Linked DNA regions of Homo sapiens: regions 1 and 3 are each linked to region 2. A link is a loop called in an ENCODE intact Hi-C map of the cell type or tissue named here. Cell type or tissue: endothelial cell of umbilical vein. All regions are shown on one strand. Each heading gives the region's core, and the rest is flanking DNA. Links, peaks and the distances in the headings are about the cores only. Region 1 has its middle 12 kb from the start of FYB2. Region 2 overlaps MYSM1 (Myb like, SWIRM and MPN domains 1). Region 3 has its middle 150 kb from the start of OMA1.

The links. A loop is a pair of places that touch in the nucleus more often than their neighbours do. Peaks named below come from ENCODE experiments on the same cell type or tissue, not always from the same donor. Only the 100,000 strongest peaks of a DNase experiment are listed, where the experiment ranks them.
Region 1: it touches region 2 in a loop (14-fold over the local background); 9 of 110 quality-filtered maps call a loop at or near these places.
Region 3: a loop joins it to region 2, with 5 times the contacts of the local background. A loop is called at or near these places in 2 of 110 quality-filtered maps.

Annotation. Positions count from the first base shown.
Region 1 is chr1:56,827,778-56,835,777 of GRCh38, forward strand. No RefSeq gene overlaps it. Among named protein-coding and RNA genes, the nearest start is that of FYB2, 12 kb to the left of the region's middle. In endothelial cell of umbilical vein, for the core only: a CTCF peak has its summit at 4,271 (motif pointing right); DNase peaks (open chromatin) are centred at 4,304 and 4,754; H3K27ac peaks cover 1,016 bases.
Region 2 is chr1:58,647,593-58,658,308 of GRCh38, forward strand. MYSM1 (Myb like, SWIRM and MPN domains 1) reads right to left here. Exons shown (of 20, transcript NM_001085487.3): 20 at 7,151-10,716. Among named protein-coding and RNA genes, the nearest start is that of MYSM1, 47 kb to the right of the region's middle. RefSeq lists an enhancer at 5,045-5,339. In endothelial cell of umbilical vein, for the core only: a CTCF peak has its summit at 5,196 (motif pointing left); a DNase peak (open chromatin) is centred at 5,149.
Region 3 is chr1:58,390,783-58,401,498 of GRCh38, forward strand. It overlaps a transcript of DAB1 not described here. Among named protein-coding and RNA genes, the nearest start is that of OMA1, 150 kb to the right of the region's middle. RefSeq lists an enhancer at 1,204-1,704. In endothelial cell of umbilical vein, for the core only: no CTCF peak of the experiment used is centred there; a DNase peak (open chromatin) is centred at 4,779; H3K27ac peaks cover 1,462 bases.

The sequences.
Region 1 (8,000 bases), core at 1-8,000, 1.8 Mb before region 2:
TGCAAATTGCACTGGGCTCTAGGAATAACTGTAAATTGGCCTCACTCTGGCTAAAGTCACATATGAGACCTGAAGAGCAGAAGGATAATGGATCCTTTGCCATTGTCCTAAGGGCCCCTGCCAACACTCTCAGTTTTTCTGGATTCTCTAACTGTTCTGATTGTGATGATCTCACTCCACACCCAGTATCTCACCATCTGTCAGTGACACAGATGCTATGCAGGACTTGAGTGTGGGTTAACTTGAACAAGAGGACTGGGGATGGGGAACCTAGTTAGGAAAAGTGGATAACTTTCCCAGAGCCATGAAAGTGTCTTGGAAAGTATAAATATAAACATGATTTATGATAAGTAAACATGTTTCTCCATTCACCCATTCACTGGTTTTATTATTAAACCGACCATTCTCAGGAACTCCTGGATGGGGAGATGAGCTGATGTATCTGCCAGGGTCCAGTTAGGAAAACAGAAATCTTTCTACATATTGGAAGCAGGAAATTTAATATGGACAATTGGTTACACCAGGAGAGCTGTGAGGATACCCAGGGATTAGCAAGAGCTGGGAGCCACTAAGCTACAGGGACAAATTGGAGGTGGTGTATTAGGGTCTAGGAGCTAGAATCACTCAGAGGAAGCGTGAGAATCAGTAAGGGAAAGTAATGGCCACCTCTACCTTCTGAGGCTTCTAGAGAAGAGAAGAAGTACCCTGGCTTCTTCCTTCCTCCCATCTTTCAGTAGTCTCCTGTGAGTGCCTTCCATTGGCCAAGCCCAGACAGAAGCCAACTGATGCAGAAGCCTGAGACCTGCAGCCTGTAGGGGTCAGAGGTCCTGCCATATGGGGGAGAACAGGGCAGGGCTGAAGAATGCATCTGTGGGCAACCTCTCTCATGGCAGGCATAAGGGATACACATAATACAAGAGAAAACAGTAAATACCATAATTGACTTTTCTTAAGCCACTAGAGCAAAATAGAAGGAGCAATGATGTCCTTTTTTTGTGGAAGGAAAGGGTTCAGAAAGCTTTTTGGAGGAGATAGCATGAGCTGGGTCTTGATGAGGCATGAGAGTTTGACATGAAAGCAGGGAGAGGCTGTTTCAGAAGAGGCAACAGTGTGATCGGGGCACAGCTTCTGGAATGGGTCTGGCATTCTCAGGGAGCAGAGAGAACTCTGGCTCTGGCAGAAGTGCAGGGTGTGTCAGGAAAGCCATCCCAGGAGGGAAAGACTACACATCCCAGAATGTGTAGCCACAATGCGCGCTTTGAATTGTGTGCTGAGGACTTCAGATTTAGCCTGTAGGCTGGGAGAATTCTGCTGCAGGGTGGCTGAAAGAGGGTGGTCCAGATCATCTTGGATGTAGGGGAAGAGTGTGACACCCTGCCGCCTTCCTGTGTCTCCTTCTCCTCCCTGCTCTTCCTCCTCCTCTTCTATTAAGCAAATGGAAAACTCATGCACCCTCCTGAGTGTTTGCTCTTCAACATTTATTCTAATGCCGGGATCCAAAATATTTTTGTAACTCTCCATGGACAGTTGCCTTCAGATCCTAAGATATGTTATTTAAGAAGACAAATCTTTGCTTTGGATTTGCAAACATAGATTCAGTTGTGGTTTTCTTTTCTTCTTTTTCATTTTTTTGAAACATTACAGGGGCTTGGGAATTAAATCAGATGCATAATTCAGTTGATCAAGCCATTATGCTTTTTGTTAAAATTGAGGCATAATTAATACGAATTGAGCTGTGGCTCAAATATTCATTGGAATATGAAGTTCACCTCTCCAGGTGACTGCTCAGAAGAGCAGTACTCATTCGAATATCTAAGTAGTCTGTTTAAAAAATCAGTCTCATGATTTTATGATTAAGTATCATATGATTTACCTTAGGCATGAAGAGCAGAGGAGAAGAAAAATCCCTCCCATTTGTACAGAACCTTATGCTTTCTAAAACACTTGCACAAAATCAAAGGACAATACAAAGAAATAAAGAGGGAGGAAAAGCAGAAGAGCAAGGAATTAAATTATTCTTACAAAACTTTAAAAAAAAAAACACTGCACTGTCAAGAGAGACAGGAAGTCAAAATCTGAGCATATTTCAAGAAGTCGATATCTGAGGATATTTTAGGAAACTCATTGTCAGAGGTTAGGAAGTTGAAACCCATAATGTCCAGTTAACTTACAGATTTCTGAAAGGTTAAATGACCATTCTGAGTGATCACAAAATAATATTAACCATCTACCCCTACAACTTCTTTCTTACGTCAAGGGAAAAAAAACATACCAATTGTGGCACCCATTTTTGGTAGACTCGCTAGAATACACTTATCCCTGCTCCCCTTTCCCTCGGCTTTAAAACATTATTAAAAAAAAAAATGTGTGCTTTCATACTTCCCCCACTCCCACTTAAATCCCTCTGTGAGTTAAGGAAAAGCTGGTTCCTCCCCCTCCGTCCCTCCCCCCCTGCCTCCACCAATCAGATTCCCACCAGCCCCAAATGTGGGAACTGATTGGCAGTTCATCAGCACATATTCTCCATCTCAACAAAGGGATGGGTTCACTTGTAAGCATATGATCTAAGCCAGTCCAATCAGGGGATTTTTTTTCTCGAAATATTGGGATGGGGTTTCCTCTTGCCCTTAAAGCTCACTAGGAACATGTAGTAGCAGGAGCTGCTGACAGCCATCTTTGACCATCAGGGGAGTCAGGTTAAGAATGAAGCTTTACCAAGCAGAATAAAGAGTGGTCCTTGAGTTGCTGAATGGATTAAACCAGGTCTAAGGCTTCATCTAGGCTTGAAGTTTCCAGCTCTGGAAGCCAATAAAATCCCCTTTCAGTTCGCCCATTGGAGTTGGATCTTCTTTTTCTTACAAATAAAAACCTGGGTAATAGCCACAAAAATGCTCTTCCAGCATGAAAATATTGCTTGTGTGAAGCACAATGGCTTTTTTTTTTTTTTTTTTTGAGACGGAGTCTTGCTCTGTCGTCCAGGCTGGAGTGCAGTGGCGCCATCTCGGCTCACTGCAAGCTCCGCCTCCCAGGTTCATGCCATTCTCCTGCCTCAGCCTCCCGAGTAGCTGGGACTACAGGCGCCCGCCACCACGCCCGGCTAATTTTTTCTATTTTTAGTACAGACGGGGTTTCACCATGTTAGCTAGGATGGTCTCGATCTCCTGACCTCGTGATCCGCCCGCCTCGGCCTCCCAAAGTGCTGAGATTACAGGCGTGAGCCACCGCGCCCGGCCTCACGATAGCTTTTAAATCAGCATTTATTCAGCCCTGATAGATGCCAAATGTTTTCACATACATTGTTTTGTTGATTCTTTATATATTTACCCTATCTTTAGATGAGGAAATGGTGGCCCAGGGGGATTCAGTGACTTCCTTTAATAGTCAGGGTAGTTGAACCTGGCTGCTCTAACAAACAGTCATCATATCTCAGCACTTTACCATATATATGAGTATTTCCTGCTCACATCACAATCTAATGAGAATTAGGTGGCTTTCCTGGGTGGGTGTCCTTTAGATGATGATTCATGGATTTGGTTCACCTCCCTTGTGTGATCCTGACGTTTTGGAATATTTTGTTTCCGTTGGTGTGGATTTAGAGACAGAGTGTGTGAAAAATCTTCAGGGAAGCTTCAGAGGTAAGGCCTGGAAGTGTGGCATCACTTTTGCCCACGTCCTACTGTCCAGAATCTAGTAGCGTGGCCAACTGCAAGGGAGGCTGGGGAACAGTCTTCTTCGTGCCCAGAGGAAGAGGGCGAGCATCTCCCTGTCACCCCTGTGGAGGGCCATCCCAGGATCCCTCCTGGTGCAGCTTGTAAGTGGGGCCGGGATTCTAAGCTAACCGTCTCGTTCTACCGACTCCTTCCGCGTCTGTTTCTCTTGCTTCTCTTCCTTTTTCTCCTCCGCCTCCACCCCCCATACACAGTCGTATTTAGCTAATCCCCTCCATACGTAGTTACACTGCTTATGCAAAGGTCAGCTGATATTTCTTCCCTCAGTATCTTCTTAAGGGAAGAAGAAACCCCCAGCCCCCCTGACATTTGATAGAACCACAGAGGCTGTTGTTACTTGAGAAAAATGTTCACCACATAATAATGTATATGAGGAATTGATCATTTACTTACCCTCAAAGCAGATGGACTTTATAAGCAGAAGTGCTCTGTAATGCAGGCATGACTGGGAAGAACAAATCACATTTCTCTGTGTACTTAGGGGAGAAAGAATTAATTCAAATGCAGGGTCTGCCGCTTCAGGTCCATTTACGGAAGCCGCAATCCTGCACTATGACCACCAGGGGGAGCGCTAGGCCCATCCCTGCACAGGTAGCTATTTTTAGAGGTTGCTTCTAGCCTGGAGGAAGAAACGAAAGAAATAAAAGACTATGATACTTTTTTTTTTTAACCGGACCAACTTATAAATTATTTGTAAGTCCAATAAAAGGCAATTATCAACATTTCCTACTATTTCAGGAGTAATATATTCTATGTTAGAAAAAGATGCACTTTATTCCATGGCTATGATTCAGACAATGGGAAATTGGAGACAACCACAGCAAAAAAAAAAAAAAAAAAAAAAAAAAAAGATTGTTACCCTGTGTAAATCTTTGTCTTTAAAACCCAAATCAGAGGATGTGAATTCTGGCCCTAGTGGGCATGAGATATTTGCCCTGAAGGCTGTGGAATTTGATGGGCTGGGGAAGGCGACTGGAAGGTATGTGTGTGATGCGTGTGCAGTAACACTGTGTATAACTCTCATTCTTTCCACAGCACAAGGGAAGTGAGTCAGAGTACTCTTGTCCAAACAACTGAATAGTGAGCAATAGCAAATTGTTTTAGGAAATATAGTTTTATTATTTCTAACTCTGTAGGCATACAATATAATAATGAAGCTCAGAAGATATTCTCATATATGTATGTATATATATATACATACACACAGACATATATATATACACACAGAGAGAGAGAGAGAGAGAGAGAATGTGTGTGTGTGTGTGTGTGTGTGTGTGTGTGTGTGTGTGTGTGTGTGTGTTTCGCTATGTTGCCCAGGCTGGCCTCAAACTCCTGGGCTCAAGAAAATGTGTCCTCCTGCCTCAACCTCCCAAAGTGCTGGGATTACAGGTATGAATCACTACTTCCAGCCAGAAGAGATCCTCTTCTAATAAACAAAATTGTTGTTTTCAAAGAGCCCTCCTATTCTTTCCAATCAATTGTATGAGCATCACTCTCTTGCCAAGCAGCAGTGTCGTGTGATGGGACAAGCATGGTTCCTTGACTCCAGAAAAACAGAGCCTGAACCTTGCCTCTGTGAGTCAGTAAAACTGAGACTTTGGGCAAATAACTGAACCTCCTCCATCTTCGGTTTCTATAATACAATACCTATCTCCCAGAATGAACACAAACCTGGAATGAGACAGTATACATGAGTACCTAGCTCAATAAATGTTAGCTTTCTACTTTGATAAGGTCTCTTGTTTCCCTACAGATGGCAACAAATACATTTGAACAGAGTTGCTGGATTCTACATTGTCACATATTCTGAGTCTGTGGGCCTGGATGAATGAGGTTTTGCTTTGAAGCCATTGTAGGGATGAGGAGTGGGTGAAGGTGGACCCGCTCGGGTGTGGAGGCAGGCTTACCGAATCCCTTAGCTCTAAAGAAAAAGCATGTTTCCAGGGCTATGTGTTCTCCAGAGAACTGAGGCCCTTCACTGAGCTGAGAAGGCCTTTTTCTCAAGCACAGGGAACAAAGCAGCAGGCAGTGGGAATGTGAACCTGTAAACCAAGGCTCCCATCAGCTGCTGTGACTACTTGGAGACCTTTTCCTGACTGTGTGACAAGCAGAACAATAAGAGCTGATAAAGCTCAGAGCCTCTGCTGGGGCAAACGACTGAATGTTTGTGTGCCCCCCAGATTCATAAGTTGAATCCTAACCCCCGATGTGATGATATTTGGAGGCGGGGCCTTTGGATGGTGCTAAGGTTATGAGAGTGGAGCCCTTACAAATGGGATTAGTGCTATTATAAAAGGGGCCATGGCACTATTCACAATAGCAAAGACTTGGAACCAATCCAAATGTCCATCAATGATAGACTGGATTAAGAAAATGTGGCACATTTACACCATGGAATACTATGCAGCCATAAAAAAGGATGAGTTCATGTCCTTTGTAGGGACATGGATGAAGCTAGAAACCATCATTCTCAGCAAACTATCGCAGGGACAAAAAACCAAACACCACATGTTCTCACTCATAGGTGGGAATTGAACAATGAGAACACTTGGACACAGGAAGGGGAACACCACACACTGGGGCCTGTCGTAGGGTGGGGGGAGGGGGAAGGGATAGCATTAGGAGATATACCTAATGTAAATGACAAGTTGATGGGTGCAGCACACCAACTGGCACATGGATACATATGTAACAAACCTGCACATTTTGCACATGTACTCTAGAACTTAAAGTATAATATATAAAAAAAAGGGGGCCATGGAGAGCTACCTCACTGCTTCCACCATGTGAGGTTACAGTGAGAAGCTGGTGTCTGTGAACAAGGATGTGGGTTTTCACTAGACACTGAATCTGCTGGGGCCTTGATCTTGGACTTCCCAGCCTCTAGCAATGTGAGAAATAAAATGCTTGTTGTTTAAGCCACCAAGTCTATGAGTATTCTGGGTTATCATAGCCCGAATGGACTAAGATAGCTAGTGTCTAGGGAACTTGGAGGTGCAACGTGTAGAGCTTGGAAGAAGGTGAGTTGCAGGCATTCTGAAGATTACCAGGACTCTGGGGGTCAGCTCAGTGCTCCAGAAACAAGAAAAAGCTGACGCCCCTAGAGAAAAAGCCCATTTGCCACAAGGTTTGCCATCAGGCGGCACTGTGAGCCCAGCACCTGCTCCCCATTCACAGAACTGGTCTTGAACCACTCATTTCTACCCACCCATTCCTCCAGGCCTGATCCCTGTTTGTGAGCATTAGCCTAAGACCTCATGCTCATCTCTGCTGTTTATCCTTAGTACCCCTCCACACCTGTCCTCCACCTTTCTCAGCCGTTGTCTGTGCCCTGGGAGACTGCACCACCTGGACTTCTTTGCTGCCTGTTCAGGTTAGGAAGCTCCAGCAGGAGGTCCCAAAGTGAGATAAGAAGGAAGGTGAGGTATTTCTTCCCTGCCCCTCTTCCTACTTGGGCGTGAAACTCTGCCACTCCTGGTACCCTTCCAGCAACTGGAGCTCCCACCAACCCTCCTCATGGCCCCCATCCCCGTGGGGATCTAGTGATCATCTTTCCCCTGCCACCTTGCTCCTTCTACCATCTGTGTGGTAATGGCTTCCTGCTCTTGCTCCGTGCTGGGTGCTCCACTCTTCCTTGTCAATTCCCTCAACCCTATTCACAACTCCCTGAGATGTCTTGTCATTAAAATCTCTGCTTTTCAACCACCTGGGGTGAATTCTGTTTTCCACAAGGGCCCTGATTTATATATATCGCCTCTTCATAAATATTTATTTACATATATCTTGTTTTAGAAAGGAGCTAAGAACAATATATAAACTGTAAAATCACAAAAGTTAAAGTAAAATTTAAAACCGTGGGGACAAAGGCATAAATTGGAACCAAAGACAAAACTAAGAAAACTGCACAGCACCATAACTCCCCCATTTGCTTATTGGCGGCCACAAATGTAGCCCCTTGTTTTTTAGATGCCCACAGATAATGTACAGCCTCTGTTGAGTGCAGAGTCTACAAAATACCAATAAACCAAGTACCTCACACAAATACAACTCTACGGGACTATAGTATTAGCAGCATTCTCTTCGTCGTAATGAAAAGACTTTTATACGGAACAGCACCAGAAAGGGGAGGACTAGGTGAACGTGTTGCCATAAAGATGCCCTTGGCCATGAAGGAAAAGGGCATGTCCCAGGCATCTGAGAACAGGTGCCACAGTGTGGCCAGACCTTCCAGTCAAGGCACCTGGTCCAGGGCACCTGCAGAAATCTCAGCGT
Region 2 (10,716 bases), core at 1,413-9,412:
TAAAAATAATGTGGCCAGGCACAGTGGCTGATGCCTATAATCTCAACACTTTGGGATGCTGAGGCAAGATGATCACTTTAGGAATTCAAGACCAGTCTGGGCCACATAGTGACATCCTGTCCTACAAAAAAATTAAAAATTAGCCAGGAATGGTGGTGCACGCCTTTAGTCGCTGCTACTTGGGAGGTTGAGGTGGGAGGACCGCTTGAGCCCAGGAGTTCAAGACTGTGGTGAACTATGGTGACACCACTGCACTGCAGCCTGGGCAACAGAGTGAGACCCTGTCTCTTAAAAAATAATAATAATATATGCTAATCAAAGGGAATGTAGAAACTATAGAAAAGCATGCTGGATTTGGGTTAATGGATTGGTCACACACAATGAAATCCCATGCCCTCCTGAAACATCACTCAAGCACAGCAAGGTAGTAGGGGGGCTTTGTTTTGAGAGACGTGACAATAATGAATCAATGCATGGGGTCTGACTTAGCAGGTCTGGAGAGTGGGAGAAGCAGACCCTCAAGAAGTGACCTGATTTACCTTGTGGAACCCCCAAAGCTCAAGAATTTGTAGCACCAGGGACATCTGGAATTGGGGATGCCAGTGGGGCTAGAATGATGATAGCTGGTAGAAGGTGGGTTGTGGGTTTAAGGCTAGGCACGGTGGCTCACGCCTGTAATCCCAGCACTTTGGGAGGCTGCCGGGGGAGGATCACTTGAGGTCAGGAGTTGGAGACCAGCCTGGCCAACATGTTGAAACCCCATCTCTACTAAAAATAGAAAAATTAGCCAGGCGTGGTGGTGAATGCCTGTAATCCCAGCTACTCAGGAGGCTGAGGCAGGAGAATCGCTTGAACCTGGGAGATGGAGGTTGCAGTGAGCCGAAATCACACCACTGCACTCCAGCCTGGGTGGCACAGTGAGACTGTCTCAAACACACACACACACACACACACACACACACACACACACACACACACACACACACAGAGAGAGAGAGAGAGAGAGAGAGAGAGAGAGAGAGAGAAAGTGGGTTTAAGATGTAGTTATCCCTTAGTGGCTTCCTGCTTCCTTAGCAGGCTACTGACCATCTCACCCCCAAGAGGGTAGTCGCTGCCTGGTCAGTCTCTGGAGAAAGTGAAGCAGAACCTTTCTGGAGTGGGGAAAAATTGGAGGATTAGGTGAAAGTTTACATGCTCAATTTTGAGGTGTCTATATCTTTTCTCCTACTTGGCTCCCCAGGGATCTGGAAGCCAAGCTTAAAACTTGGGTGAGAGATTGGGCAGACATTGGAAATAAACAGGGCCAACCATAAGGGCCACTGTACTTCCCAGTGCCTCCTCCCTTCAGCCAAATCGGCTCTGCTTGGTTCCTTCCTTCCTTCCCTCTCTCCCTCCGTCTCTCTCTCTTTCTAGATGTAACTCATAGATCATCAAGTTCACCACTTTTAAGTGTGGTTTTTAGTATCCGGAGTGGTTTTTAGTATATTCACAAGGTTGTACAACCGTCACCATCACCACTAATTCCAGAACATGTCATCACCCCAAAAAGACATCCTGTATCCATTAGCAGTCACTCCCCAATCCCTTCTTCCCACCTGAGACTCTGGCAACTTCTAATCTACTTTTTCTATCTATGATTTGCTTATTCTGGACATTTTCTAGAAATGGAATAATACAAAATGTGGTCATTTATGTCTGACTTCTTCACTAAGCATAATGTTTTCAAGGCTCATTAATGTTGTAATATATGTCAGTGCTTTATTTCTCTTTGTGGCTGAATAATAATTCCATTGTATGGGTAGACCATGTTTAATTTATCCATTTATCAGTTGATATCCAGTTGGGTTTTTTCTATTTTTTGGTTATTACTTGTTTTATATGCTTGGTTTTAATGCAAGATTTGTTTTCAACAGCGATTTCTAACTAAATAAAAGTCTGAATACTACTGGCTTAGAGAAACCTTTTCATTTTAGGATTTGAAGATGTTGGCTGTTGATTGCCTGAATCTCTTTCCATGAGGAACATGAAAGCACCCCTCTCTAAAATAGCATTGGACACCCTGGGGGACCTGACCCCATGTCCACATCCCCTTCTGTGGTCCCCGACTCCTAGCCACACACGATGCACACCAGCCTCACGGAAATCTACAATTCTTGGCACTGTGCCACCGCTTCCGGGGCACCTTCTGCCTAGAGTGCCTTTTCTCTCTTCTCTTCCTGTCCAGATCTATTTCACCAAGAAAGCTTTTGACCAGAAATCCAGGGCTCCTATTGTACAGCCCTGTCTCTCTACAAAACCAGAAGGAACTTCATGCCACATAGAGCCCTGCAGGTCCCACAGCCTGTCCCAGGTCCCTGGATCAGGAGGGAGGGCTCTTGAACGCGTAAACCCCAGGGACATGGCAAAATCCTTTCCTTCTCCTTTTGCAGCAACAAAAGGCCCCCAAGCCCTCCAAATGTCTGCTTTTTAGCATTGCTATTTTGGTTCTATTGTTGTTCTCCCTCCTAAGGAGGAGACGGTAACTAACTGCATTCTGGGTCTGCCCAGAGTATGATATATCTTCCTCCGCTGGGCCCTGGGCAGAGAAGCTGGGCTGCATTGATTTCCTGGGTGAAACGGAAGTGCAATTCACAGGCATCTTTCAAAGTGGAGAAAGGTCCTGGGTGTGGGCTGGAGCTGGACCTGTCTCTCCTGGCTCCCCTCAGGCAGGGCTGTGGATGATGCACCTAGTCCTGTTTGCCTGACAGAAAAATCACTTGCCCAGAAAATGCAGAACCCATCCCACTGCTGGACCTCAAATCCAGCATGACTAAGGCACCTTAGTCATCTTTAAATGGATTCTACCCTTTTGCCTGTTTTTTCTGTTTTTTGGTTTTTTTTTTCATTTTGTTTTCCATGTATGAACCCCACAGAAGAGAACACAAGGTGATGGATGAAAATGTTTGAGCAGTTGCTACCCAACTCGTAGTGATAAAAATACTCAGGATATAAAGTGGTAACACCGCTGACGCCTCATAATTACCCAAGTTATGTTGCACTTTTGATTAGAAAATGCAATTATGTTTATAGTGTTATAATCTCACCTGCCTTTGTGTTTTTGAGAAAATTGCAAGAGAATACCTCTCCTGGAGTAGGCTGCCCTTGCTAATCAGTTGATTCATGTCTCTTGAAGTGCTCATTGCACTTAAGATAATGAAGAGATGTGGCTTCTCCGGGGCTCTCAGCTCCCACCTAGACTCTGGGGCTTGTTTTTCAGAACAAACAGCTTTGTCTCAGTTGTTTTCTACTCCTCACAGGAAATCCAGCAACTGATTGTCATAGAACTGATTTTTCCCCAAGAATCTGCCTTCCATTCTTTCTTTTTGCTTTCTTTCACTTATTCAATTATTTATCCATTCATCAAGCTGCCATCAATTAAGTGCCTTCCTAATCTATGCTAGGTATTATACTAGGCATTGGGGATATGAAGTGTGAGAAGGCAGGGTCCAAGCCCTTCAGAAGCTCCGTCTCATAGAAGTAGTAGGAAAGAAAAGAGACAAGCAGAAGGCAGTGTGACTGGGGCCGAGATAAGAACAGGGTGTGAGAGGGGCCCAATCAACCCCATCTGGAGTGAATGAAGACTCAAGGCAGGCAGGCTTCCAGGTGGAAGTGATGTTTGAGCTGAATTTGAAGAAGGTTGGGACCAGGAAGGGTGTTGTTCAAGCATGGGGAAAGGGGTGAGCCTGCAGGGGTGAAGCTGCCCATTTTGGATTTGTCTAATCCAAGATGGGCAGTTGAAATGGGTTGAGTGGCTAGGGCAAAAAGCAGAGGCAGGAGTGTGTGTGTGTGTGTGTGTGTGTGTGTATTTGTATTTGAAGGCAGGAGTGGCAGGAGGTTAGGCTAGAGAGGGGTGCATCGTAAGTAAGGGTCTTCTGCGCTTCCGCGTCAGGAGTGGTGCAGAAAACTCGCCAAGCCATTAAAAAGCTTTTAGCAGCGGGGCACGGTGGCTCACACCTGTAATCCCAGCACTTTGGGAGTCCAAGGCGGGTGGATCACGAGGTCAGGGGTTCAAGACCAGCCTGGCCAACATGGTAAAACCCCATCTCTACTCAAAATACAAAAATTAACTGGGCATGGTGGCACACGGCTGTAATCCCCGCTACTCAGGAGGCTGAAGCAGGAGAATGGCTTGAACCTGGGAGGCGGAGGTTGTGGTGAGCCAAGATCACACTAATGCACTCCAGCCTGGGTAATAGAGCAAGACTCCATCTCAAAAAAAAAAAAAAAAAAAAAAAAGCTTTAAGCACAGAAATGATGTGCTCAGATTTATGCTTCGTGAAGAAAAAAAAAAATCCCTCGGCTTCAGTGTAGAGGATGGAGGGGGACCTGTTGGAAGCAGGAAGATTAATTACCTGTGACAATGCAAGAGGCTCTTATGAAATAGAGAATAGAGAACCATGTCAGAGCAAAATTTCTATCCATAAGGTCCATTCCTTCTGTTGTCTGGGTAACAAAGACAATCCCTTGGTATATCATCTACCATGTTTGGGTAAAGCATGACACAGGACCTACGAGCACAGGATTTCTTTTGTTGCTCAGAGAAGGCAAGAATTGCCATGAGGCGTGACCCAAGATCACAGGATAAGGAATGCACACACTTTGACTTCCCAATCTGGCTTTGACTGGGTCTGTGACTTGGACTTGGGTATCAGTTCTCCCATCTCAAAGTGAGGAGACTAAACTAAATTGTTCCTTAAGTTTCTTCCAGCTCTGAAATCAATAACGTAATAGCTTAATGAGCTGGCTTTAGAATTATATATGAATCTGAATTCTCTCTGCCACTTCTGGCTGCATGACGTTGGGCAAGTGACTTAAACACTCTATGGCTAAGTTTAAAATGGGGGTAGTAAGATTCTTCTTGCAAGGTTGTTGTGGAAACTAAATGTGACACTGTTATGTAAAGCATTTTTAGCACTGTATCTATGTATAATAGATGGCTGTTACTATTATAAACAAAAGTGAAGATAGTTAACCTGGATACTATGAAACAAGGAAACTCATCCCTAGATCATACTATGTCAAGAAACTAGAAAAGTGAATGTGTTAGTGCTTACAAATTCAGCTACACGTGCAGTCTTTTCTGCCTCTTAGGCTAGCCAACAGTACTGGGCTGAGATGGTAGTGCTGACACACTGTGACAGAGCACCCTCTAGTGGCCGTAAGCATTAACATTTTCATTACAATTATTGAAGAACATGGCTTTGTGGACATGCATGCAAACATCGAGGATTTGGGTTTGTTACTCTTAGATAATGCCAATAAAGCGAATAAAGTCTCACTAATTATAGCACTTCTAATAGTAATTCCTTAGTCAACTGTTCCACAAAAATCATGTTCTGGGCATTGATAAGATCTTGCAGTTCTAAAAGAGACAATTACATTTTAAATTAAAACGTATTAACATTTGAATCTCACATAAAATACTAAGTAGTTCTTTATGAGATTGAAAAATAATGTGACATCACTCAAAAGGATGGTGCAGTAGCACTTGGGTTAGGTGGCAGAGCTGGGGTCTTTCTAGGGGCGATCTTGCTACAAACTTGGCTGTGACTTTGGGCAACTTGCTTCATTTTGGGGAACCTGTTTCCTATTAAAATATAGAACTGTAAGCCTGAACAATCCTTTTTCCAGCTTTAAAATTCTCTGAATTAAGGGAGATAGGTTATCCATTTTAATATAGAGCTCTGGTTTCAAAGAAATTTGATGTCAACTTTTCTTCATGAACATGGGGTCTCAAGTACAGTAGTTTAAAGGCCATGCAAAGACAAATTTATACTATTTTAGAAAATCAATCCAAGCCATCTGTAGCAGAGATAGCTAGTCATTAACAACGATTCATATTTCCTTTCCATAATGTAGAATTTTGCAGAAGTACCAGTCCAATCAGGACTCCATTTAGCGGCTCCCTTTGCATTCAGGTGGGAACGTATGTTTAGTTCTTCCCAAAGGAATAGCAAAAACCATATGTATTTCCAAGTAGTTAAGTACCAGGTGCGTAACCCTCCACTCTTCCTCGTTCCCCTTGTCCTCCAAGGGATAACACTAATGTGAAAGGAATCTATTGAAGATGAGCTGCCCAGGAGGGCCACCCAATCAGAAATACCTGCATTGGATTTACTATTTCTTGTACTTTGCCACCTAAATGATTATCATTTAGGTGCCTGAGTTCAAACTGGTTCTGTAACAAGACAGAATATGCCTGTACTACTCTAAGGAAAATTAGCTTATAGGAATAAAAATTTTTCTGCAGATACTAACAAAATTTAAAGGCTGCATAGTTGATCTAGCAACTAAGGTTCTATGACTCTTCTGAGAAGTATTAACTGTGTAAAAGAAAAAATATATTTTTAATAGAAAAATGGAAACAACCTGAAGTTCAACTGAAAACAGATCAAATCAATTAAGACAAATATATACTGCAGAATACTATGTACTTACTGTAAAGGATGAATAGACTTTAGGCACCAACATGGAAAGATGTCCTCAATGAGAATTATAGAAGTTAAAGATATACAGTATGATTCTGTTGGGTTTTTAAAAAAAATTTGTAGGTTTTGCATAAAGACTGGAAAGTTGATGATCAATAAATGAGGGAATACTGCTTTTAAGGTAGATTTTCACTTCCTTTACACCTTCTACAGCCTTTAGTTGACAGAATGTGTATTGCTTTCATAATGAACATCTTCATATACTCTACCCTTTAACCAAAACTCTCGCCATTCTCACTCCTTACCTCCACACCTATGCTAAACACCTCTCTGGAGCATCCTCCCACAAATGCTATTTAACCAAATCTGATTAGGCGGCTTCTCTTCCCCAGAAATTGATCTCACTGCTCATATTCCAGAGAATTTTCTCTCATTTGTTTAACCATCCATTACCCTGGAAGTCTTTTTGCATCTCAGTGTCTTAGCTATTCATGTTGGGCTTTATCTGTTTTCCCACTTACAAGGCTTCTTGTGGGAAGAAATTAAGATTTCCTCATCTTTGCTTCCCCTACAGTGTTCTATATAACAGATGCTCAACAAATCTTTGATAAATTAAAATGTGGCATTTTTTTGCAATTCAATGTGTATATTGCTAATAATTTAGAAATAATCCAAATGATCACTTTATTTTCAAAATTTTATTTTTATGGAATTTTCAGCATGTTTAAACTTAATTTTTAGAACAAAATCCAAAAGCTTAAAATCAGATATCTTATAATGTGTCACAATTAAGTATGGAGAGTTCTGTCATTTTTGAGGAAAATCTTTCATAATTCTTAAAATGCAGGTATTTACAACATTTTTAAATACAGACATATACAACATGGCATATTTAAATGTACAAAATAGTTGAAATTACATTTTATCACAGAACATTCCAAAATTCAAACTAATTTTTAAAAGTCCACAAACACTGATAGCATTTGGAAAAAAATAGCAACAAGTTTATCAATAACCATGCCATATGTTTAGTAACTAACTTACTTATACACAACACATAATTTACATGTCAAATCCACAAATCTAAAAGATATATGACTAATCTATTTAACTCACGCTAGAATCTAAATACTATTTTATAATTCATAGGTTTAAATACATGTTTCACAGTAATCTATGAAACAGGAATATAAACTATGAAAACATATTTAACTGACTTCTTAAGAGACGAGGAAATGTCAAAAATAGCAAATCAGGCATTTTTTTCCCCTGAAATTAAAGTTCTTATGAATACCTTCATAAACACCAAAGGAAGAAAATAAAAACAACTCAGATACTACAACTTAATTTTTACCTTCTCAAACTTCTGTTTAGAGCTCTTGGCATAATCACAGCTCCCCTGGGATATTTTTATTTTTTCCTGATTTAGTGGAGGCAACTATTTATTCCCTCCCTTGTTCCAGGAAAAATGTAAGGTGGCTTAGAAGATAGACTCAGAATATACTAGAAAGTATAATTATAGGTTAAATAAAAAAGAAAATAGAGAAAGCAGAATTTGGGGGAATAGCACATGAAGCCATTTAAGAAAAGGTCAGGAAATATATCCTAAAGTATATTACATTATTCTCCCACAGTGATTTTCTGGAAATATTGCAAAATACATTAATTTGTAAGAAAACTAATATTAAAGTACTGGTAAACTAGAGATGCTGATCAAATTTGTTAAATTATTTATTTACCCTGATGAAGCAGATGATTATAAAAATGTGTGTGCTTTTCTTTGTGCTTGGATAAAAGAAGTTTTCCTAAATACCATATATTGGTAGAGTATAGGTGAAAAAAAAAATAAAATTTGGGCACCCTTACTGAATTTCTACTGAGAATTCCATCAACTGCTGTCTGCTGACTTGCGACTGGATGGCTTCAACTCAGGTGCTCATGTGTTACATGGCTGTTTTGTGAGCACAAAACAGAGCAACATCAATTCCAGGGCATCCTGACTATTGGTTCCTCCAGCTCACCTCATCAGGACCCAGGAAGAGAAATGGGAGGAAGGTAATGCAGAGGAGACCTGCTCAGGTTGGCATGTTGAAGCCACAGTCTCCTCTGTTGGGTTGAGAGCTGCAGAGGTTCTGACTGTGCTTACAGTCTGCATGTCACAGACCTCAACCCCACTCCTAGGGGCAGGGAAGGAATGGTATGGACAGAAGACTGGGAGCAGCATTAAATAGCTTCATGGAAACATGCATGGTCTGTCCATCTCTATTTTACAGGCCTAGCTTTCAACAAATAATAGAAAGAAGGGTCTTGTATTTATATGCTGAGAAGTAAGAATGCAGGGAGTGATGATGAAGGAAAGGGTTTGTGGGAAATGGAGAGGAAAGAAAGGTAGTAGGATGTTTCCCTTTCAAGTGTGGCACGAGTTTCAAAACTACAGATTAGGGACTGACCAAAACAAAAATATCTGAAGACTAAAACAAACCACTGCCTCCTATCTTTTTTGAGGATGAATGGTCCCAAGTAATCCTTGTGAGTTTTCGTTAGGTTGGGAAGGAAGTAAGTTCAAGTCTATAGATCTATAACCGTGGAAACTGCAGTGCTCCTGGATGGAGTGGCAAAGGCTTCTCCAAGGACTGTGGTGGTGGGAGAAGGGGACAGAATAATGACTGCTATTTTTCCAATGATGCCCTTCAGAATACAGGCAATGCCAACTTATCCATTAGGCACAGTACCTAAGGCCCACAGTTTTTTAGAAGCCCACAAAAATGTTTTAATTTTTTTTAGCCTCATAAGAAAAAACTGAACTTCTAAACAAAATGTTTTAATCTAAAATATTAATACATTCATTTCATACAGATACAATTGTAAAATATCACTTTTAATTTTGTATGGAAGAAGGGGTCTAAGATGGCAAAACTATCTAGGGCCCACAAGAATCATAATGCAGCTCTGAATACAGGGTCAAACAAACTGTAACTGAAGCAATGTAACTTGAACTGGAAACTGAAGATAATTTAAAAGGATTAGAGAAGAATGGTCAAGGCTAAAATAATGGAGATGGAGAGTCTGAGCTTACTGATCCTGTTCCACTGGTTTTTCTTTTCTTGAATGTTACTTTGGAATTAGATTAAGTCTAATACTGGGGAAGCGCTAGTGTCGATTTCCATTAGCCAAGCCAGAAAAAAAAAAAAATTAGGTCATTATTTTATAGTCATTGTGCAATAACAAAGACAGAATCAGGATGAAGACACCTGCATGTCTTTAAGTCCTTTAGTCCTTTCTCCACTTCTGTAAACATTATTAAAGGCAGGTGTTCCTTTGAGACTCTGCCTCCTGAACTTCCTGTATCATAGGCCCCCTCAGTTCTAGACTTCCTCTGTGCTTCTACAAGGCCCTGGCTCCATTATCCTCGGTAGTAGCCCAAGGCTGGTAGTGCCAGCAATGTGGGTACCTGTGGTTGCAAAATTGTTTTAAGAATATGACAAAAGAAAAAGGAAGCAGGGAAAATGATGGAGGAAGAGAGAAAGAAGTAACCAAGTTTAACATACTAAAATTATACTGTCAAAAAAATGGGGAAGGATTTATATACTAATTGTGTTTTTTTAAATAGTAGCACTGAGATATTTGTACTTCACACTTCTCTGTATTTTAAAATATACTTTACAAGACAAATGTACTCTATAGTCAGAAAATACTAAGTATTATTTTGAAAACTGTGCTCTCAAGGCCCCAAACTCTTGACAAGTATCATCCTTGAGATCCTCGCAATATGGCTTAGATTAGCAAATATGGTTAAACATTGGCACACAGGGCAAGGAGACTCAGATTTGAGAGCAGAACTTTTAACAATTTCCATTACTTTCCATCACCCAAATTCATCAGTATTATAGGGAAATGTCAATCAAGAAAGCTAGTATAAAACACTTTTTAGTATTTGTTCCCCAATATATCATGAGGAAACAGGTCAAAAGGAAGATGAGTACAAAGGAATCAATCACTGCCTTTCACAGAATCACGCAACTTCGGAGCTTGGAAGGGAATACTAAGCCATAAAATTCAGGCCCTTGATTTACTGGTGAGGAGCATGGGGTCCAGGTTATGTGTTTTGATTAAGGTCACACAGCAAAGTTGGTAACAGAGTTAGGGTAAGAGCTCAGGTTTCCTGACTTTTGGTATAGTTCCTCTTACACTCTCAGCCCTCAAACTAATTGTTTTATAAGCTATACTTCACTGTTTATCCTAAGTGCAC
Region 3 (10,716 bases), core at 1,691-9,690, 260 kb before region 2:
TTATAGATGAGGAAACTGAGGCACACAGAGGTGAAGTAAGTCATTCAGGGTCACGCAGGTGGTGAGTCTAATGTGTAACAAATGGAAAGTGTCTGGCATGCAGTGGGAATCACCAGTGGTAGTTCTCCCAGGGGAGTGTACCTAAATTAATAGAGCAGCTCTTACCTCCCTTCCTCTCCCCATATGTTATAATAACGCATTCGTCATCTGAAAATTATCCTGGGAGGTAGGCAATCGCGGTCCCATCATACAGATGAATATATCAGCCAGGAAAACTAAATCCACTCGAGTATTTCAAGCAGAGGAAAACTATTCAGGGGCCTCATTACACAGGTAATGGAAAAGCAGAAGTGGCAACCCAGAGTAGTATAGCAGGAAATTGCTACCATTTCCAGGCCTGCTGGCTGGGGCAAGAGCCGTAAAGAGAGCTGCCGGCCAGCAGCAGCCAGGCTCTGGAGGAAAAGGCTACTCAGAGTCAAAGCTGTGGAGCAGAGCAGTGAGACTGCAATAGCCAGATTGTGTCGCTTCTCTCTCCTCCAGGCTTCCACTAGTACCATGCACTGACCAGGCCTATTTGGAAGCCAGCTGGCAGAAGAGCTTGGGAATGCAGTTTCCTAAAATACAGGGCAGAGGAGGAGGGAGAACAAATAGGCAAAAGCAACCGCAGAGAGGAAAATATGTGACTTATCCAAGGCCATGGAGCTAAGAAGGGGTAAAGCCAGGACTTGAATTCGGGCCTCCTTCCTTTAACATTCCTCCAGTACACATTCCAACCCCTTGGCTTTTCAACAGAGGATACTCTCAACTCTTTCTTCCACTTACTGTACCATTTTCCAGAGCTTTTCCAAGCTTTCCAAGCCTCAATCTCCACCCTAACTCAAATCTTTCTTATTTGACCTAGTTCCTATGTCTTCATATGACATCAAGACCACGTGACCCAAATTCCCTTGACATCCACCCTCTTACTGCTTCCTGCACCCACTCTTAGTGTCGTCTTGCAATGTGTGTAAGAATGTCCCCCCATCCCACATCAATCAAGATTCAATCAGGAAAGCTGAAACTCTGTGAATATCCTAAAATATGAATTTGTTGTAGAATTAACACATTTTATAACTGTAGTAGAAACTGGGTAAGTAAGCACCCCAACAGGGAGATGGGAAATCAAATAAGTCACTAAGCAGCCATCTTGAAATACCAGAATGAGTGGGCACATAGGCATTCATGAAGGAATATGCGTAGCCAGGCTCATGTATCTGCTGGAGTGGATCTGCAAAAGAAAGCTGATGGAAAAGTCTTTGGAAGGCTGTTGCTGCTGCATCAGATTATGGTTCTGGGGTTAACATCACTTAGCAGGGCAGGCAGGAAGGAAGAAGAGCTAAGCGCAGAGTTGAGGGGAAGAAAGATAAGCTCAAATTTTCTGGCATCTCACTTTTACTACAAAAACCAAAACAAGCTGAAGTCAGCCAGCACCTCTGCATGTACCTCTCACCACGTTTAACCACAGTGACCTTCAAGATGTAACGGCTCTGCCATTCTTTCAAATCATATGCAAATTTCTCTTTTGGTCTATCCTAACTCTCAACTATAAAGAGAAACATTGTTCCGTCTCAGCGGGTTGACGTAGTATAAAGCCACCACACTCCCCTGCCCCAAGCTGATTCTACACTCTAGACACCATTCCTTCTTGCCACCTCAGGGGACTCACCCTTACTATTATCCACTCTCTTTTCTGTCCTTTCAACCATTTGCTGTCCACTGGTTCTGTTCTATCTGTCCAGGAACACGTTTCAGTCTCTCCCATACTAAAAAAGGAAGACTGCCCTCCACGACTGCTACCCTCTAAAGAAAGCTACCATCTCCTTTCTCCTCTCACCATCTCAAACGAAATGTGGGGGAAACATGAGCTATATGCTTGGTGATTCCCAAACCTCAGCACTTGCTTGCTTCTTAACCCTGTCGTTGGACTTCCTGTTCACCTCTCCACTGAAAGCACTGGCTCTTGGCTAAGGTACTGGTCTCTTCTTCAGGGCTCACCTTCTGTATAGCATTTGAGTTTGTTAGTGTTTCCTTCCATCTCAGATCTTACTCCTTCTTTGGCTTCTATGACTCTGTTCTCTCCTGGCTTTCCTCCTCCTCTCAGGCTACACAATCTCATTAACTTCCATCATGCCCTCTTCCTTTGCCTATCCCTCAAATGTTGGGATCGGTCAGAGTTGGGATTGGTCAGAGTTCCAGCTGTGGCTATCTCATCATCTCACTATAAACACTCTCACTCTGAGTTCAGTCAGCCTCCAGACTCCAAATCATAGCTACATACCATGCTATTTACTTCCAAATCTTTTTTTTTTTTTTTTTTTTTTTATAGATACAGGTTTTCACCATGTTGTCCAGGCTGGCCTCAAACTCTGGGGCTTAAGTGATCCACTCACCTTGGCCTCCCAACCAAATTTCTAGTTCTAGTCTAGACTGGTTTCCTGAGCTCCAGTTATTTCCAGCTACCAGCTGCAGATAATACAAGTTAATGCCCAAAGAGTACTATTATTGATTGAGCAGAGATGGAATGAATACAAATCAAATAATAACAGTTAGTTGATGATATTCAAGCTCTTATTTAAGTTCTAGGCATTACGCTAAGAGTTTTATATGCACTATTCCTTTTAATCTTCACAAACTCTAAGAAGTAGACACATTTATAACACCGTTTTACATATTAAAAAACTGAGGCTCAGAGAGATAATTAACGAACCTCAGGTCTGGCCATGATGAAATAAATGGTGCTGGACTTGCAAGTGCCACAGACTAGGAGAAAATATTATATTCATCATGAAGAACTTACTTTGAAAACACAAGAAGATACATATCACACTTATATGTGAAATCTAAAGAAGTAAAACTCATAGAAGTAAAGAATAGATGGTAAACACCACAGGCTGGAGCAGGGGGGTAAATGGGGAAAGGGGAGATGTTAATAAAAGGGCACAAGATTCCAGTTTTACAGAAGAAATAAGCTTTAGTGATCTATCACACAGAATAGTGACTATAATAAATAATCCATTGTATATTTCAAATTGCTAAAAGAGTAGATTTTAAATATTTTTACCACACATAAAAAGTATGTGAGCTGAGAGATTTGTCAATTAGCTTGATTTAATCATTCCATTATGTAAACGTATTTCAAAACATCATGTCATGCCCCATAAATATATGTAATTATTATTTGTCAATTAAATATAAAATTTAAAAAATATGAAAATAATACTTGTAACTCAGTAATAAGAAAGCAACCAACCTGATAAAAATGGACAAAAAATTTGAATATACTTTACCAAAGAAAAGATGATCAATATCATTAGTCATAGAAGAATGTAAATTAAAACCTCAATGAGATATGATTGCACCATAGCATGGTTAAAAATAAAAAGACTGATAATTCCAAGTGTTGGCAGAGATGTGGAACCTGGAATTTCCATGCATTGCCAGTGCTAATGGAGAATGCTACAGAACTTTGGAAGCTATTTGTCAGTTTCTCTTAAAATTAAAGATACACTTACCATATAACATAGAAATCCTAGTCCTGAGTATTTACTCAGAGAAAAATGAAAGCGTATAAAAATAAAACAAAACCTGTACATGAGTGCTCATGGCAGCCTTATTCTCAACAGCCAAAAAGTGGAAACAATCCAAATGTCCATTACCTCGTGAATGGTTAAATAAATTGCAGTACATCCATACAGTGGGAAAGATGGTCTTTTAATTAAATGGTGCTGGAACAACTGGATAACTATTGTAATGCAATAAAAAGGAAGGAATTGCTGATACTTGTAACAACATTGATGAGTCACAGAAACATTATGTTAAGTGAAAGCAACCAGATACAAAATGATTCTAATTATATGAACTTCTGGAAAAGGCAAAGCTATCACAGCTAAAATTGGATCAATGATTGCCCGGGGCTGGCAATGGTAGGAAATTGACTTCAAGAGAGTATGGATGTTATTATACTTTGGGGGCCAATGAAAGTGTTCTGTTTCTTGATTGTGCTGGGGGTCATACTACTGTACGTATTTGTCAAAACTCATTGAGTTGTATATAAAATTGGTGAATTTTATTGTACATAAATTATATGTTATAAAGCCGATTTTAAAAAAAGCAATGTGGGATGTCCAAAGATAAGATATATACAAGGTATAGAGGAAGCAAAAAAAAAAATGGCAAATCTTAGTCAGAATGGAGGAGTCATGGAAAGCCTCCGACAGTCTAGCTGAATCAGGATAAGTGGACACAAGCCTGTCAAAAAGCAGCTTCTTGTGGCTGGTTCATCTAAAGTGAGAGGCCCTGTTTGCCTCTGTTAGCAATGCATCTTATGGTTGGATTGCATTAAGAAGAATGGGGAAGGTTTTGTGAGCGCCACTACTAAGACTAAAATGGAGAATGGGGTTCAGTGGGGCTTGCCCTTACCAATGCATAAGGGTGTGTAGAACTAAAGACCAAGGATAATGTTTGAGGAACTTTGAGAAATTGTAGAACTCTAAGTTTCTTCTGTCCCTCTCTCTGCCACAGAGACAAGTTATAGTACTTTGTGCAAGTCACTCCCTTTCTCTGGGCACGGATTGCCCATCTGTAAAATGGGAGAAGAATGAGCAGACTTGATGATCTCTAAGTTTTCTTCCTTCTTTAACTTTCTATGATACCATATGTGGACGCTTCTGCTGGTTTGGCTATATCCAAGAGGCCAGTGTTCTGAATTCCTGCCTGTGTGACTCACTTCCTTTTCCTTTCATCCTCATAACCTCAGAGGGCCACATGCAGGGAGGAAAAAGGCAGAAAAGGGAAGACAAAGCTGGCAAGCAAGAGCAAAGATCTAGAGTCTAGCCTGGAGCTCTTTTTTTTGGGAAGTTAGAGGCAGAAAGAAGACAGCCAGGCAGTACAGGTCTAGAAGCAGGTAGTCTGTTCATTTGACAAACACATATGAAGTACCTACTGTGTTGCCACACACACTTATTAAGCATCTCCTTGGAGCTTGGTGCTGGGATTCAGCATTGAAAAAAGACAGATATGATCCATGCTGTGGGGGTCTAAGTCGGGGAGGTGCTGATCAAATTTGTTATTCAAAAAGAAAACCAGCTGCCTTGCCTAGAATTGATTACGGTTGTTATTCTCCCTAGTTTACACACAAGAAAATTGGGGTTTAGAAAGATTAAGAGTAGTGCTCCAGCTAGAGAAACCCTGATTGTTAGCCAGCCCCACAACCTATGCTGGCTACAATCTATGTCCTGTCTGTTACAGTGTCTCTTTCTATTCATGATATTTGTGAAGTATTACCAGGCGAGAAGAGGGCAGGGGAGGGAGGGGAGGGGGGGATGGAAATGAGGCACCCCCAGGTCAGGATGTGCTGGGCTCACACTTCAAGTCCGCTGCACTGTGATACACTCTGTTTGAGGCTGGTCAAGAGGCCAGCCATTCCCAGGGGCTCCAGTCAGAGGGAACTGCCGGCTGCACTGCCCAACAAAGATGTCTAGTTGCATCTTGTTCCTATCGATTACCCACCAAAGTGTTTCTCATTGTTAGGCATTCCCCAGAGGCAAGCAGGAGAAAAGGAGTCCTTTCTCTTTTTTTTCGTTTAATGACATCCAATCCTGCCCAGTGATCTCTGCCCTCTTCCCAGAGGCAGGAGACAGGAGGGAGGAGGGAAAGGAGAGAAAGAAAACACAGAGGTGTGGCGGTGGGGGCGGGCAGTGCATAGACACAAAGACAAGAGATGGAGAGAGACAAAGGGAGAGACACAGAGATATGCAAGGAGGGAGACACAGACAGAAACCAGCATGCAGAGACAAAGAGAGAAGCAGAGAGAGACTCATGGCGACAGAGAGAAAGAGGGAAGCAAAGAGAGACAAAAAGGGTCAGAGACAGGGAAAGAGGGAGCAACAGAATGACAGTAGGACAGAAATAGGCAGAAACAAAGCAGCAAAGCACAGGGACATAAAGAAACAGAGAGGGAGTCCGGGCGCGGTGGCTCACGCCTGTAATCCCAGCACTTTGGGAGGCCAAGGCGGGCGGATCATGAGGTCAAGAGATCAAGACCATCCTGGCTAACACGGTGAAACCCCGTCTCCACTAAACAAAATACAAAAAACTAGCCGGGCGTAGTGGTGGGCTCCTGTAGTCCCAGCTACTCGGGAGGCTGAGGCAGGAGAATGGCGTGAACCCGGGAGGCGGAGCTTGCAGTGAGCCGAGATCGCACTACTGCACTCTAGCCTGGGCGACGGAGCGAGACTCCGTCTCAAAAAAAAAAAAAGAAAGAAAAGAAAAAGAAACAGAGAGGGCAAGAGAGAAGTAGGTAAAGGGAGAGAGGGAGGGAGAGAGCGGGGTGGGAGGAAAGCGGTAACACTCCCACAACTCCTTTGTCCCTCAAGGTCTAAGAGCTGAGAAGATTCACAGAAGAACCTGTGATCAGCCCATACTCGGCCCAGGCACAACATTCCTGACCTCAAAGCATATGGGGATTGGTTGTTCTGACATTTCATGCAGAAACGTTAATTTCCCCACAAGTGGGAGTGAGAGCTCCGGAGAGGCATGCAGCCTGCACTTCAGTCCAGGCCCTGGGACCAGAACAGGCTTTGGACGCAGGAGACAGAAACGTCTGTGAAGGTCACATACTCCAGGGCTCAGACCTTACCTCTCTCGTCAACCCTCAGATCTCCCTGAGAGGGTTCTATCTCTCCCTCCACTTCATGACTCCTGAAACCAGGTTGAAGGCCACGCCTCCACATCTGGCATACTCTTGGGCTCCACATACCTATCCAATGCAGAGATCCTCTCACAGGAGCCACTGGTGTCTTCAACATAGACACAGCTTGACTCATAGCATTCCTGCCTCCTTCCCCAGCCTGCTCCTTCTGCTGGGTGTCTGAATTTCCAGCCAGTCATCCCAGCCAGAAAGCTGGTCACCTACCCCTTTATTGCTCCCCACCACCCCGCATCAAAGTATTCACCACGTCCTGTGGATTTGATCTCCTTAACATGTCTTAGTTTCTCTGGGCCTCATCTTTGAATCTGTAACCTGGGGATAATAGTACCTACCTCACTGCATTGTTAAGGTAATTAAATGAGTTACTATTTGCAAAGCACTTGGAATGGTGAGTTCCAAGCCTATAGCAGACCCTCAACCAGTAGTCAGTAGTCATAGAAGCCATTCCCTGTCTTCATCCCACACCCTTGGATTTCCTTCAGGTCACTACCATCTCTCGCCCATAACACTTTCTAACAGAGCCCTGGCACTGCGCACATGGATTCCGATCTATCTTCACAGCTGCCAGAATGATCTCTCAACAGGCCAACTCTGTTCCCTGCTTCCCCACATAAAAGCATGCAGTGAGTCTGAAGAGACTCAAGCTACTCTGCTGACATAAAGAGTCCTCCATGATCCAGACTTGTCTACATCTATACTCTTCATTCCTGCCACTCCTCATTGCTCCTCAAAACACATCTGTGCACATCAAGCTGTTTTCAACCTCCCTGCTATTATTACCCAAGCCCTGCTTCATCCCACCAACCTACCTTGCTACATTTCTAAAGAATCCACATGTGCCATGACTTCTAATCTCCCAAGACAGGCACTGTCCTCTCCACGTTAGAGACGGAAGGGAGGCTCCATGCCCGTCCAAGCCACACAGTTGTAAGAGGCCAAGCCTAGACTTAATCCCAGGACCCTCTGTTTTCACATCTGTACCCACTGTGGCGCATCCATAGCAGATCGTAGAGTATAATAACCTACACTTAGAGAGCAGTTACCACATTTTAGGCACATGCTAAGCAGCATAGCATTACCTTGTTTAATCCTTCCAACCACTCTCTGTGGTAACTGCAATTTTGCAGGAGTAATTACTCTGCCCAGGTTGCAGATGAGGAAACAACAGCACAGAGAAGTTGAGTAATTTGCCCAAGTTCCCAACCTAGTAAGTGGGGAGCTGGGACAGGAAGCAGAGGAAGGCTGGCTCCTCAGTGCAGTTCTTTACTGGCTATACAGGGGTGAATGGAAAATAGGTTCCCAGTTCTGTTTCTGCCACTGCTGTATCACTTTGCTGAGTTACTTAATGTCTCAGAGCCTCAAGTTACTCATCTGTGAAATGGGGATAAGGTCACACTGCCCTAACTCCAGGACCAGATGGAGAACCAAATTTTAAAAATAAAAAAGGCAGTGAACTGCTTAGTAAAATAAGGAGAAAGGAAGACCACCACGGATTGGGCTACAAGTAGGTGCCAGAAATTGGAATTGTGTTTTCATGTTATCTCACTTCAGCCTCATTACAACCATGCAATGTCAGCATGTCACAGTCCCATTTTACAGATAAGTCAAGTCAGCATGGGAGACAGGCATGCATATGAATAATTCAGAGTACTTAATTTACATCTGTATAGTGCTTTGAAGTGTACAAAATAATGCATTGTTTCTTTTTGATCCTCTGTGACCTTTCCCTGACAATCTTGTGAAGCAGGCAGAACACAGATTAGGCTTGTTTTGCAGATGAGCACTTTCCTAACTCAGGTCCACTGAGATGTGATGACTTGCTCAAGGTTACGACCAGTGACAGAAGCAGGGCTGGGATCCAAGCCTCCCACCTCTTAGGCCAAATTGGCTATCAGAGTCAGATTAGGCTGAAGTCTATGTGCTTGCAGTGCCAAAGATAGGGAAAGTGCGATTTTTAGATAGGGAAACCAAGACGTGTTTACAATTCAAATAATTTGCCCAGGTTCACACAGCTGGTAAATGGTGAATCTGAGAACCAAACTCCTGAAGTCAGACTCCAAAGTCCGAGCTCTAACCACTCATCTACCATCCAGGTCCACTCCGAAGTGAGGTGGTCAAGAACAATTGTCTCTCCTTGCATACATTCCATAACTTGCATTAATAATAACAACTGCCAAATACTGAGCAACAACGAATGCATGCCCAACACTTTAATCCTACAACAACCCCTTTATTATCCCTATTTTACAGAAGGGGAAATGGAGGCTCAAAGTGGTGAAGCAATATGCCAAGGTAATCTGTGGAGCTGGCACTTAAACTCAGGTCTAGAAAATGCCAAACCAAGATTTGTCTTTGAGTGAGACACTGATATAGAATTAGGTCCGGGGTTATGCAAATGAACCAGACATTGTTTTATTTAGTAGTCTTTGGTTGTAACGAAAACCAGCTCAAGCTAGCAAAAGCAAAAATAAATAATAAATAAATAAATAAATTGAATTTCTCATAAGAATACAGTATATTTTGTGAATCTTAAAGGTGAGAGTGCAGCCAGCCCTTTAAAAGGCTAAACAAAGGAAATAGAGATCTGTCAGCATCCCAGGCAGGGCTTTCTCTGGTCCCTAGTCTCTGCCTTTCTCTGCATCTCGTTTCTCTCAACAGAAACCAGCTTTCCATACTTCCCAGTCAGTCTATATGGCAAGCAGAAGATGGCCATAGTAATACTCCTGAGTTTACATCTCCTCTGTGAAGAGGAGACAAAGCCAGAATCTCTGGGGCCACCTCTCAGTTCCAGAAGATCATCTGAATGGCCCCGCTCAGACCAGACACCCATCCCTGGTCCAAGCAACAGTGGCCATTAGGATGGTGATGCATGATTCAAGGGTGGCTGTGGAGGGCAGCAGCCATCTAAGGGAGAGGAATAATCAGGTCTTGGGCAGGACAGACACCCCGAGGGTATTTACTATTGATGTGATCCTGGCCCCTAAAGAATGGAAGTTTAGAGAAACAGACAGGCAGATACAATAGAATCATAATCCAGTCTTGCTAGGGTGCTAGAAGAAATGTATTTACGGCGCTGAGACAGCTCAGAGGGGAAACTGTCAATTTTGCCAGGAAAATCAAGGAGGAGAACTCTTAACCGTTACACAAAAAAATGATCAGAACCTCAGAAGCAATAAAGTTTTAAATGATAGTGTGGGCATAACAAAGGCTATAAAGCAAATTTTATTATAATTATAACTGTAGATTATGAAATATATAAGTATAATTCTCTGAAATTCACAATTGATAATTATTATTTAGGTGTTTTGGGAATAATTACGCATTTTGATATTAAAAATTAATATAGAAAATTTAAAATGAAGATGGACAAGGTGGGTCTTTTAATATTTAACCATGACAAAATAAAGGAACAAGGACTGGGGGAGGCAGTGTGGTCTAATGGAAAGAGCATTGTCATCAGAAAGTGCTGCATTTGAAACCCAGCTCTAAAATTCACTAGTGGTGTGATGCTGGGGAAGTTATATGCCCTGTCTGATCCTAATTCCACATCACAAACTGGGGCCAATAATTCCAGACTCTCAGAGTCCTTGAGAATAGTGACTGGCATAACTTACATGAATCAATTCATGCCACTTCTCTGCCCAGAAGCCTCCAAGGAAAAGTCAAAGTCCTTCCCGTGTCCTGGAAGACCCAAGTGTGATCTTCCCATTGCCTCCACCCTGTGCCATTACATAACTGACCTCGTCTTCTGCTCCCACTCTGTTCAGTCCCTTCCAGTCATACTGGCTTCTTTGCTGTCTCTCAGATGTTGAGGGCAGGCTCCCATAAGGGGGATAGGAGTGGAAGATACCTGCTCTTCCTTCTGCCTAGAATCTCTTCCCCTTGACATCTTTAAGACCCACCCATCACCTTCCTCAATTCTTTGCTCACAAAACTGTAATCCTCTCCCCAGCACATCATATCTCCAT